3 separate regions of the Homo sapiens genome follow, and regions 2 and 3 are each linked to region 1. The links are chromatin contacts, found by Hi-C or POLR2A ChIA-PET in ENCODE. All regions are on one chromosome and are shown on one strand. Each heading gives the region's core, a stretch centred on a gene start or an enhancer-like site at or near the end of the contact. The rest is flanking DNA. Distances are from core to core; before and after follow the strand shown.

Region 1 (3,836 bases), core at 977-3,476:
AGGAGGAAAAAAAAAAGATTCCTCTGATTGCTTTGCGGGAGAGAAGGAACTCTTCATGGTTTCAGACTACAGCACTGCCTACCTTGTTATCTTAAATCTCTGATAGTAGGAAGCTCTTCCTGGTATCTAGTTCAAGTCACCTCCTCTCATCAGGATTTTGGGTGGTAGATCTGATGGCCATGATAGTGCTTCATAACTGGGAAGATTATTGTTCCCCAGATTAGGATATAGAGTCAGAAAGCTTCATGTCTCTCCATGTTTGTGGCTACTCTCATCATAAGATTGTGGCTGTCCAGACTCAGGACCGTGATGTCTGCCTGATTTTCAATTGCTGGGGCTGTCTTTGGCCATGGCACCTGGTCCTGAGACGAGTAGAGCAATCCTGCCACTTCCACCAGCTAGCAGCATACCTACTTCCTTCCTCTGAGTTGGAGGACAATCTGGAGGGTCAAGCAACACAGGGTGCTGTGTGAATGGGCTTTCTAGTGGATCCAGGTAGCTCTTGAGAAGCTGTGTGAGAAGCTCAGGATGTGTGAGAAGCTCTCAGAGAGTCAGCTCAGGATGGAGGTGCACTTCTCTGGGAAACGTGATGGATGGCACATAATGATTAGAGCTTTGCTTGCCCTACAAATTTTTTTTTTAATTTCATATATATTGTTTCCTCTATTTAAGTAATACATTCTCAGTGTAAGCTTTTCAAACGTTAAAGTAATACGTAATATAGAAAGTTGAAATTATACCAAAAGGACATAGATCAGTTATAGAGACGAACTCCTAATGGTGGTTTATTTACTCATTTAGCAAATATTTATTGAGTCCCTACTATGTGCTTCCTCTGAGGATTGCAATGAAGAATAAGGGAGGTAATGGCCTGCGTGGTGGCTCAAGTCTGTTAATCCTAGCACTTTGGGAGGCTGAGGCGGGTGGATCTCCTGAGCTCAGGGGTTTGAGACCAGCCTGGCCAACATGGCAAAACCCCGTCTCTACTAAAAATACAAAAAATTAGCCAGGTATGGTGGCGCGTGCCTGTAATCCCAGCTACTTGGGAGGCTGAAGCAGGAGAATCACTTGAACCCAGGAGGCAGAGGTTGCAGTAAGCTGAGATCGTGCCACTGCATTCCAGTCTGGGTGACAGAGTGAGACTCCGCCTCAAAAAAAAAAAAAAAAAAAAGAGAGGTAATATAAGAATACTGAGCATGCACCGGGCACATAGTAAGCATTCAGTAATGGTAGCTTCTAATATTGTTGTTATTGTCATCCTGACTGGAGGCAGAGGTATGGGCATCGTGAATATTTTCTGCAAGCTTTTCCTTGACTGGAGGGCTGGAATATCTGGGCCGTGAAGGTCATTGTTTTTTCTCATATAGTGTTCTAAGACCTTAGGGGCTTAGTCAGGGCCTTTGGTGGCCTCTGGCCCTGACACCAGGTTTGGTTCTTCTATGGATACGTCACACTTCTGGAAACAATGCTGTGAAGCAGCTCTTTTCCCTCTTGTCCAGTTTATTAGCTATGTGTTGTTGTATAACAAATTATTCTCAGATGTAGTGGGTTAAAACAACAGTAATAGTTTATTATTTTTCTGTTTCTTTGGGTCAGGAATTTGGAAATGTAGGCAGGGTGTTGACTGGGTATGAGAATCTGCTTCCAGTTTACACGCCTGGCTGGTTGGTGCCAGTTGTTGGTGAGAGGCCTCGGTTTCTCTCTCTGTGAGTTTCTCCACAGGGCTGTGCAGGTCTCCCCATGGCTTCCCCCAGAGTGAACAACATAGGACAGCAAGATGGAAACTTCAGTTCTTTTTGTGGCCTAGCCTTAGAATTCGACATCATCACTTCCTCTTTATTCTTTTGGTCACATAGATCATCTATAGTTAATGTGGGAGGCACCAACACAAAGGCTGGGATCGCTGGTGGGGATCGCCGGTGACCGTGCTGGAGACTGGCACCACACCTAGTATCTGGGGACTCTGTCCTAGGCACTGTGGAAGGAGACCCCACACATGCAGGGACAGTCAGTCACCTCATGGACCCTTGTCTGAGGCAGGTGTTCCTTGCAGCTCACTGAGCCTATGCCCTTCCCCCATGCTCTGGCCTCACGGTGCTGAGCTGCCCAGCTCAGTAGCTGCCTCTTGGCTGAAGTGGTGGCGTGTCAGGGGGAGGACAGTGGTTTCATTTTTGAGTCTTTGATCATGAGAGAAGGCTGAGCTCTTCTGGAAGTCTGCCAGTGGCTTGTGCTTCCAGACACTGGATTTCTCGAAATGGATTGACCAGCTGACCAGCCCCTTCCTATAGGCTTCTTGCCAACCTTCAGAGGAGGGAGCCATTTTTCTTACCTTGAAATCCAGTAATTTCAAGATGAGAGTAGACAGTATTATACTAAAAATGGGGTGTTTTTATCCTTTACAGTTTTATGTCTTGTGTAAGGAAGACTCTTAAAAGTGGGAGAGGTAAGAGGTGTGTGGCAAAAGAACTTCTTGAGTAAGATCCTGGTCTATGGATGGACATACAGCTTGTTGCTGTATATCTCTGGGCAAGTTACTTAACCTAAGCCTCAGCTTCCTCAGCTCAGAGATGAAGAAGACAGTGGTGCTTCACAGACTCATGTGAGGATTAAATGAGATAATGTAGGATGATACACATGAAGCTCATAGCACAGAACACAGCACATTGTAAGGAAATACAGCAAGAGCTGTCACTAAAATATTGTTAATGTTAATATCATCATCATCATTGTGCTCACCGACTCTGAGTGAGACCGAGAGAGGAGCATTGACTTCCCAAGCAACATAAAGGAAACCCAGGCCCGGAAACAGGGGCTCCTTCCCTCTCCAGCTTTCATACTTTCCATACCGAATGTTCTTCCACGTGATGCCTGAACTACAAATAGAAGTTTGGGCAACTCCCAATTATCCCTAGTGTGAATAATTCACTCTGAGATAATCTGTGTGCCTGGCTGGCTTCCCAAATCAGCTGAGTGGATTATTCTCCTCTTTCAATTATTCAACAGTACAAGTAATTGGGAGCTGGCATTAGAATGTAAAGGCCGTGAGGTCATCTCCTGTTGTTCTCAGTTGCACAGTCCTGCCAGTGGTGATGTTTCAGAGCAGTGCGGAGGCTGTAGAGCAGGCCCAAAGGGGGAGGACAGAGGTGGTGACAGGCATGACAGTGAAGAATGAAGGCCCTCAGATGGCAAGTTGGGGGAGGTGAAGCTAACAGCCACAGGCAGGAGAGCCCAAGAGGAACGGTTTATAAAGGCTGCCTTCCCTCTCCCTGGCCTGTAGAGAGAGACCCCGTTGCAGCCGAGTTCACGCTTTCCTGAGGAGCTCTTTGGATTTAGCTTTTGGTTCTGGAATGTTAGTGTATCCTGGAGTCTTTTAAAATATGACCAGCCACCCCTGTTCTCTTCTGTTTGCTGCTCAATTTGATATCAAGGGGTGCACGGAGAGACCTGAGGAGCCTCTTCTTTCTGGAGAGTAGGGTCTCTACATTGAAAATAGCATGTGTAGAAGCGTGATCCATTCATATAAAAAGTAAATGGGTAAAGATTTATATATAAATTTATATTGCACATATATTTTTAAATATGTGATATAAAAATCTGGGCCGGGCGTGATGGCTCATGCCTGTAGTCCTAGAACTTTGGGAGGCTGAGGCAGGAGGATCACTTGAGCCTGGAGTTTGAGACCAGCCTGGGCAACATAGTGGGACTTAGTCTCTACAATCACAACAACAAATTAGTCAAGGCTGGACACGGTGGCTCACACTTGTAGTCCCAGCATTCTGGGAGGCGGGAAGATCACTTGAGCCCAGAAGTTTGAGGGTAACATAGTGAGACCTCAG
Region 2 (3,836 bases), core at 754-3,253, 330 kb after region 1:
TCTACAAAAATACAAAAATTAGCCGACATGGTGGCACGAGCCTGTAATCCCAGCTACTCGGGAGGTTGAGAGACGAGGATCACTTGAACTGGGAGGCGGGGAGGTTGCAGTGAGCCAAGATCATGCCACTGCACTCTAGCCTGAGCAATAGAACAAGACTTCATCCCCACCCCGCCCCAAAAAACAAAAAAACCCACTAACACTGATAGCTGTGAGAAAAAAAAAAATCGCAAAAAAATCATGTTTTAAGAAAATTTATGAATTTGCATCGGGCTGCATTCAAAGCTGTCCTGGGCCACATGTGGTCTTGGGTTGGCAAGTTTGCTCTGGGGGAACAGATGACTTGGTCAGATGGAAGGGTGTAGACATAGGGATGACTTGGGCATGTCCCAAGTACAAGTCCACAGACTCCAGACTTGGCCTGTGCCCTCAGCTCTGCTGGCAATGCCTTTGTTGGCAGCCCAGAGGTCCCATCCTCCACACCAGCCACCACACCCAGGACTGCTCCTCATCCTTTGGACAGAGAGAATTTGGAGGTGCTAGAAGCCAAAAAGCCAGCCTTTTCTTTTGGGGCTGTGTAACCTGATACAGGCATCGTACCCCCCACCCCATCCCCCTAAGCCAGTGCTCATGCAGGCCCTGTTACTGGAAGGAGAAACTCCCAAGTGTGGGAGGCTTTGGGGTGACAGGGTGGGGAGGAGGAAGCCCGAAGAAGACAACTGGGAAGAAAGTCCTAACAGTGTCAGCTCCAGGTAAGGAATGTGCTGCACCCTGCCGACCAGCTCAGTACTCTAGGCTCAGCCCATCCCCATCTGATGGGGCCAGGAAGAGTCACAGAGGACTGTGAGATCTGGGAGAAAGAGAGAAAGCCATTTTTTTTTTCATGATGAAGAAGGTGGTGAGCAGGTCATGGGCAATAGCAACACAGATTAACCTGGGAAAAAGTTCTGAAGAAAATTGGGACATTCAGCTCTGCCAAGACAGTCAGACCAGGGTGAGCTACTGGGGGCTGGCAAATGGTCAGGGGTTACACTGTCCCCAGCCTAGGACCCAGCCAGCCTTGGCCGTGGCCCCAGACAAAGACTTGCCCCACTTGCTGATCTCCCAGAGGCAGAGGCCAGATTCCTTCCAGCCCAGGGAGTCTCTGGACAAGTCATAAAAGTGTTTCCTCCAAGTCTCTGTCTGGTCCTGCTAGAAAAAAATTGTCCATCTGTCAGTCTGCAGGTGAGTGGGGCTGGGTGCCGTGACTTACGCCTGTAATCCCAGCACTTTGGGAGGCTGAGGCAGGAGGATTGCTCAAGACCAGGAGCTCGAGACCACTTAAGCAACATAGACCCCACCTCTACAAATAAAAATGTAAAAATTAACCAGGTGTAATGGTGCGTATTTGTAATCCTAGTTATTAGGGAGGCTAAGGTGAGAGGATGGCTTGAGCCCAGGAGTTTGAGGCTGCAGTGAGCCATAATCGTGCCACTGCAAGCTTGGATGACATAGTGAGACACTATCCCTTTTTTTTTTATGGTGTGGGGGGATGGAGTTTCACTCTTTCGCCCAGGCTGGAGTGAAGTGGCGTGATCTCAGCTCACTGCACCCTCCGCCCGCCAGGTTCAAGCGATTATCCAGCCTCAGCATCCCAAGTAGCTGGGATTATAGGTGCCTGCCATCATGCCTGGCTAATTTTGTACTTTTAGTAGAGACGGGGTTTCGCCACGTTGGCCAGGCTGGTCTGGAAATCCTGACCTCCAGTGATCCACCCGCCTTGGCCTCCCAAAGTGCTGAGATTACAGGCGTGAGCCACCACCCCCTATCTCTTAAGAAAGGCCGACGCTATCTCTTAAGAAAGAAAGCAAAGGAAGAAAGAGAACGAGGTGACCGCACCAGTCACCTTCAGATTGATGGATGAACAGACAAAATTTCCGATGTTCCCTGAGCCAGGGCTAAGGCATCAGCCCAGAATCCTCTTCTCGGATGACTCAGGAGCGCCCCCTTCTGTCTGGTTTGGCTGAAACCAGTGTGGGGGGCGGGGAGAAAGAATGATTAAAGTAGATTCTAATCACAATGCCCAAAGACAGCCGCTGCAGGAGCAGGCCCTACCAGAAGGGTCCTCACTTTAGGCTGCCCCCCGATACTGCCACAGCCTGAATCAGAGCTGGACTTCCTCAAGGGGGATCAGGGACCAAGGAGGAGAATGTCTAAAGCGCAGTCGACCTGAGAGGACGCCTAGGCTGTCATACCTGGGCCTGGCAGCCTGGCCTCTGGGCACATGCCTAGAGCTCTGGAGGCCATCCAGCCTGCAGATGTCCCCAGCTTCATGAGAAAAGTCATGGTCTGTGTAGAAAGACCAGGCTCTTCCTCTGAGCCTAAGAAAGAAAGGGCTGAGACAGTCAATTATCTCAGGGCTATGAGTGTGTTGTCGGGGGATCAGCCAGCCATGGGAAGCACAAGAGGGGAGATGCTGCTTCTCCCCAGCAACTGCCCCCAGAGCCAATGAGACATGTTTCCCAAAGGACCTCCAGCTTCCTGTGTACAGGTGCAGAAGAGACCCGCAGACTCCTCTGGTGTTTAGTTCTAACATTCCATAACCTACAGGATTCTCTCTCCTGGACCATCTGCAGCTGCCCTTTCCCAGTTTATTCGTTAGTCTGATTTTTTTAAATTAATTAATTTATTTATTTGCCATATAGAGTCCACATTGGATCTTCAGTCTGATTTAAATCCATCTTGCTGCATCTGAATGACAGCTAGAAGAGAGGGAGGGGGAAAGCAAAGGGGATGCTGAGAAACTGAGGAGGAGAAAGACAAAACAAGGAGAAGGAGTGGAGAGAGAACTGAAGGAGTGGAGAGAGGAAGACCCGAGCAAGTACCTGAGAGGAGCCATCTGCCCGGTGGAGAACAGCTTCTGCATTGTCCCTAGTCACTCTCCCTGTCAACACTTCATAGCTGCAAGTCCATGCTCGCACTACATGTAGGCGTGGACACACACACATACACACACACATCACATACTTAGGCTGTGGAGAAGGCCTGGCTGTGTGTGGGGCTTGAGGGGCAGTCTGCCCCCTCCTGAATACTTATCTTCTCCTCCTCACACCTCCCCACCCCTCAGCCTTCCAGCACTAGTTCTTTGTGCTTTCAAAGCAGCTCCCTCCCAGAATGCTACCTCCAGGAAGTGCTGAGCTGAGAGAATGGGGGAATGGAAGGAAGGGGAGCTAGTCCTCTTCCCCCGACAGCACTGCTCCATCAAACAGCACCCCCTCCTCCCCTCACCTCCACCTCTTTCATCACTGCCACTGACAGCTGCAAAATCAGCCCTCCTCATCCTGAGCAGTGGACTGCGGGGATGTGTCCGTCTATTTCCTATCCACTTCCTGGGGCAGAAGACAGCTGGGGACGGAGGTAGAGAAGCAGCATCCCCATCCGTGCCAATACCGTCTCCCTCCCTTCCCCCATAAGTAAAGAAAGTCCTCCAGCCAGGCCCTAGAAGTAGCGTGCAGTCACCCCAGCTTTCTAAAATCCCTGTCCACAATGCCCCCGGCCCTGTCCTCCCAAGGTAGACTCTATTTCTCAGACCTTGGAAAGTCGCTCTAGGATATCTCACCCTGAAAGACAGATCCACTCTTGGAATGCTGGGAGACAGTGATGGATTCGCCCACACACTAGCAACCTACTTCCATTAACTTCTATGTCCAAATAATTTCTTTAAATCACAAGGATGAAGCTGGGGAGGGGAAGGCAAGCCTGTGACATCAATCTCCAGCAGGGATTCCTCCTTCAAACCTGGCCAGGGCAAAGCAGGAAAAATACCCAGCACATTCTTCTGGGACAAAACTATGGAA
Region 3 (3,836 bases), core at 982-3,481, 310 kb after region 1:
CGTGAACTGCACAGGCGAGGGGTCTAGGTTGTGCGCTCCTTATGAGAATCTAATGCCTGAGTACAGTTTCATCCTAAAACCTCCCTCCGTCTGTGGAAAAATTGTCTTCCACGAAACCAGTCCCTGATGCCAAAAAAGTTGGGGACCGCTGTTCTAGACCACCCAAAATATGTTCTTGCTAAAAGTTATTTTAAGATTTTCACTAAAATAAAAACTAAAATTTAAATATTCTCATGGTAAAATTTGTGGTCCCCGAAGATAGATTTTATAACAAGCATGAACTGCTCCACAACATAACGTAGCATTTCATTCTCTCTTGAAATCAAAATTAAATCCAGTTTAAGTTTTGTGGAATGCTAGATTTTGCTTCCATCTCTTCACCCCCTCCTGGGTAATAGGGTTATCTATCCACATTCTTTACCCAGTAACTGTGAGCAGGGTGGATTTCTCCATACCTTGCCTCGGCTCAGCCATGTGACTTGCCATGAGCAGCAGTATTTTAGCAGATGTGACATGAGCAGAGGTTTAAAATGGGCGTGCACACTGGGACTGTTGCTGGGGTACTTCTGCCATCTCCATGAATGTCCCCTGGCTGGCCTGCTGGTCATGAAAGGAGGATGAGGGACACATAGAGTGGTGCCAACCCATGCCAGCCAAAGCTGGCCTATAGCAATGAACCCCAGCTGGTCCCCAAACACATGCACTAAATAAACACTGTTGTATGCTGCTGAAATTTTGTGATTGTTCTACCGCACTCATTACTGGGACTATGGTTAACTGATACAAGCCCCTTCTTACCAAGATTACCATGTCCTTCAGTACTGGCCATCGGCTGTGGCCAGTTGCCACAGCTAATATGTATGCCCGGCCTGGTTGTGAAGCACATCTGCAGGTGGGGGCTGCAGCCCCACCTCCTCTGTGACAAGTTCAGTCATGGTGTCCTTTGAGAACAAAGGCTCCCAAAACTATAGCCCTTTGTGCTCAGCCCTCATAGGCATACATGGCCCTCAGTGAAATCTGATCGCCTGGGTTTGATTCTTGGATCCATAACCTTAGGAAGTTCACTTAATCTTTCTTTGCCTTATCTGTCAAATGGAAACAATGATAGTACCTACTTCACAGGGTTCTTGTGAGAAATAAGTGAATACGTACAACATGCTTAACACAGTGCCTCCTGGCGCACAGTAAGTATGCACTAAATGCTGTCTATTATTATTATCACACATGTGGTCACCCAAATATTCTTCCTCCTAGGTCCTCCCATCTCAGAGGATGCATCCTCATGAGTGCAGGTTTCTGCCATCGATGGAATTCATACCTTCATTCCCTTTCTGATCTTGAGAGTTCCAACTAACCCTCCTGAGTTGAGACCATCCCACTTTAATCTGGGAAGCATTAAGCCTCCAATCCTAATCTTTGTTTAAAACGTCTGTTTGGAAGTTGTCTTCTGGGTATCCTGCTGCTTGCAGCTTCTCTTTTCTACTCTGAACTACACCAATCCTCATGGGGGTCAAGAAAGTCCACACTTCAAGGACATGAAGCCTGGTTCTCTCCTGCCCCTCGCCCCAGGGATGAAATGCCTTTCATTCTTTTTAGGTGAGCCTGCAGCTGAGAAAAACTAGACATGGTTATTTCCTCAATAGGTCATTCTGCTACAATTAATTCTCAATAAATCTTCACCATGAGACTGAATTCCTCGGCTATGTTTTATTCAGTGTGTACCTCCAGCACTTAGGGCAGAACCCACACTTAGTAGGTGCTTGATAAATGTGTAAATGAATGAATGAAGAATATGAATCACAGGGTGGGAACAATTTTCAAACTATGGGTGGAGAAATCAACATGATCATTCACTGTGTGCCCAGCCTCCTGCTTGACACTGAGGTCCAAGCAAGAAAAGTAACAAGGCACTTGGAGCTTGTAGTCAAGTCCTCAAAGACTAAAGTCTACAAAGGAAACAGAGCTCAACCACACAAATCACTTGCTCTGCCCATCCCACATCAGAGGGAACCCAGTGAAGTGTTGGTTCAGAAGAGGCAGGATGTGGCCTAAGGTCTGAAGGCACGGGAGGGGCCGGGGCAGAGGGCACGGGGGGCCCAGCTTACCCTGAGATAAGGTGTCCCAGAACACCACGAGCAAGGGCACAGCACAGGAATGAGATGGCTATTTGTGGAAAATAACCATGACACCAGCCTGAGCCATTTGTAGCACTTGTGATAGGGAGTCATGGGGGTAAACTTAGCTATTTCAGGCTGTGGGCTCAGTGTTGAGACCTGGAGGTTAGGCTGGGAGTGGATCCTGGCAAAACTGGCCACAAAGACTGGCCTGAGGCGAGGTGTGACAGCACCCACTAGCAGCAGGGCTCTCTTTCCTCTCATTCCAGGACCAGGTGAGATTTGAACCCCTGCCAGAGACTCCAAATATGAGCCCACCACAGGGGCATATCCCTCTGCTCCTCTAAGAAGGTGAAATTTGTATGGGTGAGGAGGCTTTGGTTTCCAGCAACAGAAAAACTCTAGCTAACTTAAGCAAAAAATGATCGTATTAGAAAGAAATGAGGGTGGCTCACAGAATCAAAGAAAATGCTAAAGAGGCTGTCCCAGAAATAGGAGGAAGCAGGACATTGAAATCAAGGGCTATGGAACAATCCCTTTATGGTGCCGCCTTGGGGATACATTAATTCCATCCTTCCTTCTTTCTTTCTTTCCTTCCTTCCTTCCTTCTTTCTTTCTCTTTCTTTCTTTCCTTCCTTCCTTCTCTTTCTCCTTTCTTTCTTTCTCTTTCTTTCTTTTCTTTCTTTCTTTCTCTCCTTCCTTCCTTCCTCTCTCTCTCTCTCTCTCTCTCTCTCTCTTTCTTTCTTTCTTTCTTTCATAGAGACAGGTCTTGCTATGTTGCCCAGGCTGGTCTTGAACTCTTGGCCTCAAGCAATCCTCCTGCCTAGTCCTCCCAAAGTGCTGAGATGACAGGTGTGAGCCACTACACTGGGTCCCATTTTCATGTCATTCCATTTCAGATTCAAGGAGGTGGCCAGGCACAGTGGTTTATGTCTGTAATGCCAGCACTTTGGGAGGCTGAGGTGAGAGGGTCCCTTGAGCCCAGGAATTTGAGATCAGCCTGGGCAACAGAACGAAAGTCCATCTCTATTTTACTTACTTAATTAATTAATTTATTTATTTATTTATTTATTTTTAACCAGAGTCTCACTTTGTTGCCAAGGCTGGAGTGCAGTCTCTGCTCACCGCAGCCTCTGCCTCCCAGGCTCAAGTAATTCTCCTGCCTCATCCTCCCTAGTAGCTGGGATTACAGGCGCTTGCCACCACGCCTGGCTAATTTTTGTATTTTTAGTAGATATGTGGTTTCACCATGTTGGCCAGACTGGTCTCAAACTCCTAACCTCAGGTGATCTTCCTGTCTTGGCCTCCCAAAGTGCTGGGATTACAGGCATGAGCCACCACGCCCAGCCCCATCTCTATTTAAAAAAAAAAAAGGATTCAAGGAGGAGAGAGCATCTGATTGGCCTAGCTTGGGTCACATGCCAATCCCTTAGCCAGGGAATGGAGGTAGCCTTCATTGACAGTCCACCAAGATTACAGCAGCTGAAACAGTTGCCCCAAGCCAAATCTCCAAAGCTGATGCCAAGGCAAATGGATACTGAGCAGGCCAAAACAGTGGCTCTCCATTACAGGACGTGTGCACTGGGAAAACCTAGGGCCCAGTTGGTGCTGCAGGCTGGGGAGAGCGGGAGGATGGAGCAGTTACCTGAACTGATAGGTGTACCCTTGTGACTGGATCCCTAGGCCTCAGAGCCCAGAGTCTACTTCAAATTCCTCCCTTAG

Evidence for each region. A loop is a pair of places that touch in the nucleus more often than their neighbours do. ChIA-PET counts read pairs that join two places held with the same protein, here RNA polymerase II (POLR2A). Pooled maps may share reads with other maps.
Region 2: a map of K562 shows a loop between it and region 1 (2.5-fold over the local background). The contact joins two enhancer-like sites. A Hi-C loop is called at or near these places in 1 of 168 maps with a recorded cell type or tissue (K562) and 1 of 50 pooled maps. POLR2A ChIA-PET finds 5 or more read pairs at or near these places in 1 of 52 experiments (activated CD4-positive, alpha-beta T cell).
Region 3: a pooled map shows a loop between it and region 1 (1.9-fold over the local background). The contact joins two enhancer-like sites. A Hi-C loop is called at or near these places in 2 of 50 pooled maps. POLR2A ChIA-PET finds 5 or more read pairs at or near these places in 4 of 52 experiments (BJ, MCF 10A, WTC11 and 1 more).

Annotation. Positions count from the first base shown.
Region 1 is chr5:138,973,646-138,977,481 of GRCh38, reverse strand. All of the region lies in intron 7 of SIL1 (SIL1 nucleotide exchange factor), which reads left to right. It overlaps LOC124901079 (a long non-coding RNA gene), which reads right to left. Exons shown (of 2, transcript XR_007058954.1): 2 at 1,543-3,836. Among named protein-coding and RNA genes, the nearest start is that of LRRTM2, 100 kb to the right of the region's middle. Within about 2 kb of position 2,226, at least 20 of the 41 ENCODE cell types and tissues checked have a DNase peak (open chromatin) inside an H3K27ac peak, as active enhancers do.
Region 2 is chr5:138,640,163-138,643,998 of GRCh38, reverse strand. No RefSeq gene overlaps it. Among named protein-coding and RNA genes, the nearest start is that of HSPA9, 67 kb to the right of the region's middle. RefSeq lists enhancers at 1,905-1,984, 1,995-2,074, 1,644-2,197, 2,198-2,751. Within about 2 kb of position 2,003, at least 3 of the 41 ENCODE cell types and tissues checked have a DNase peak (open chromatin) inside an H3K27ac peak, as active enhancers do.
Region 3 is chr5:138,666,951-138,670,786 of GRCh38, reverse strand. No RefSeq gene overlaps it. Among named protein-coding and RNA genes, the nearest start is that of CTNNA1, 85 kb to the left of the region's middle. RefSeq lists a silencer at 1,994-2,043. Within about 2 kb of position 2,231, at least 4 of the 41 ENCODE cell types and tissues checked have a DNase peak (open chromatin) inside an H3K27ac peak, as active enhancers do.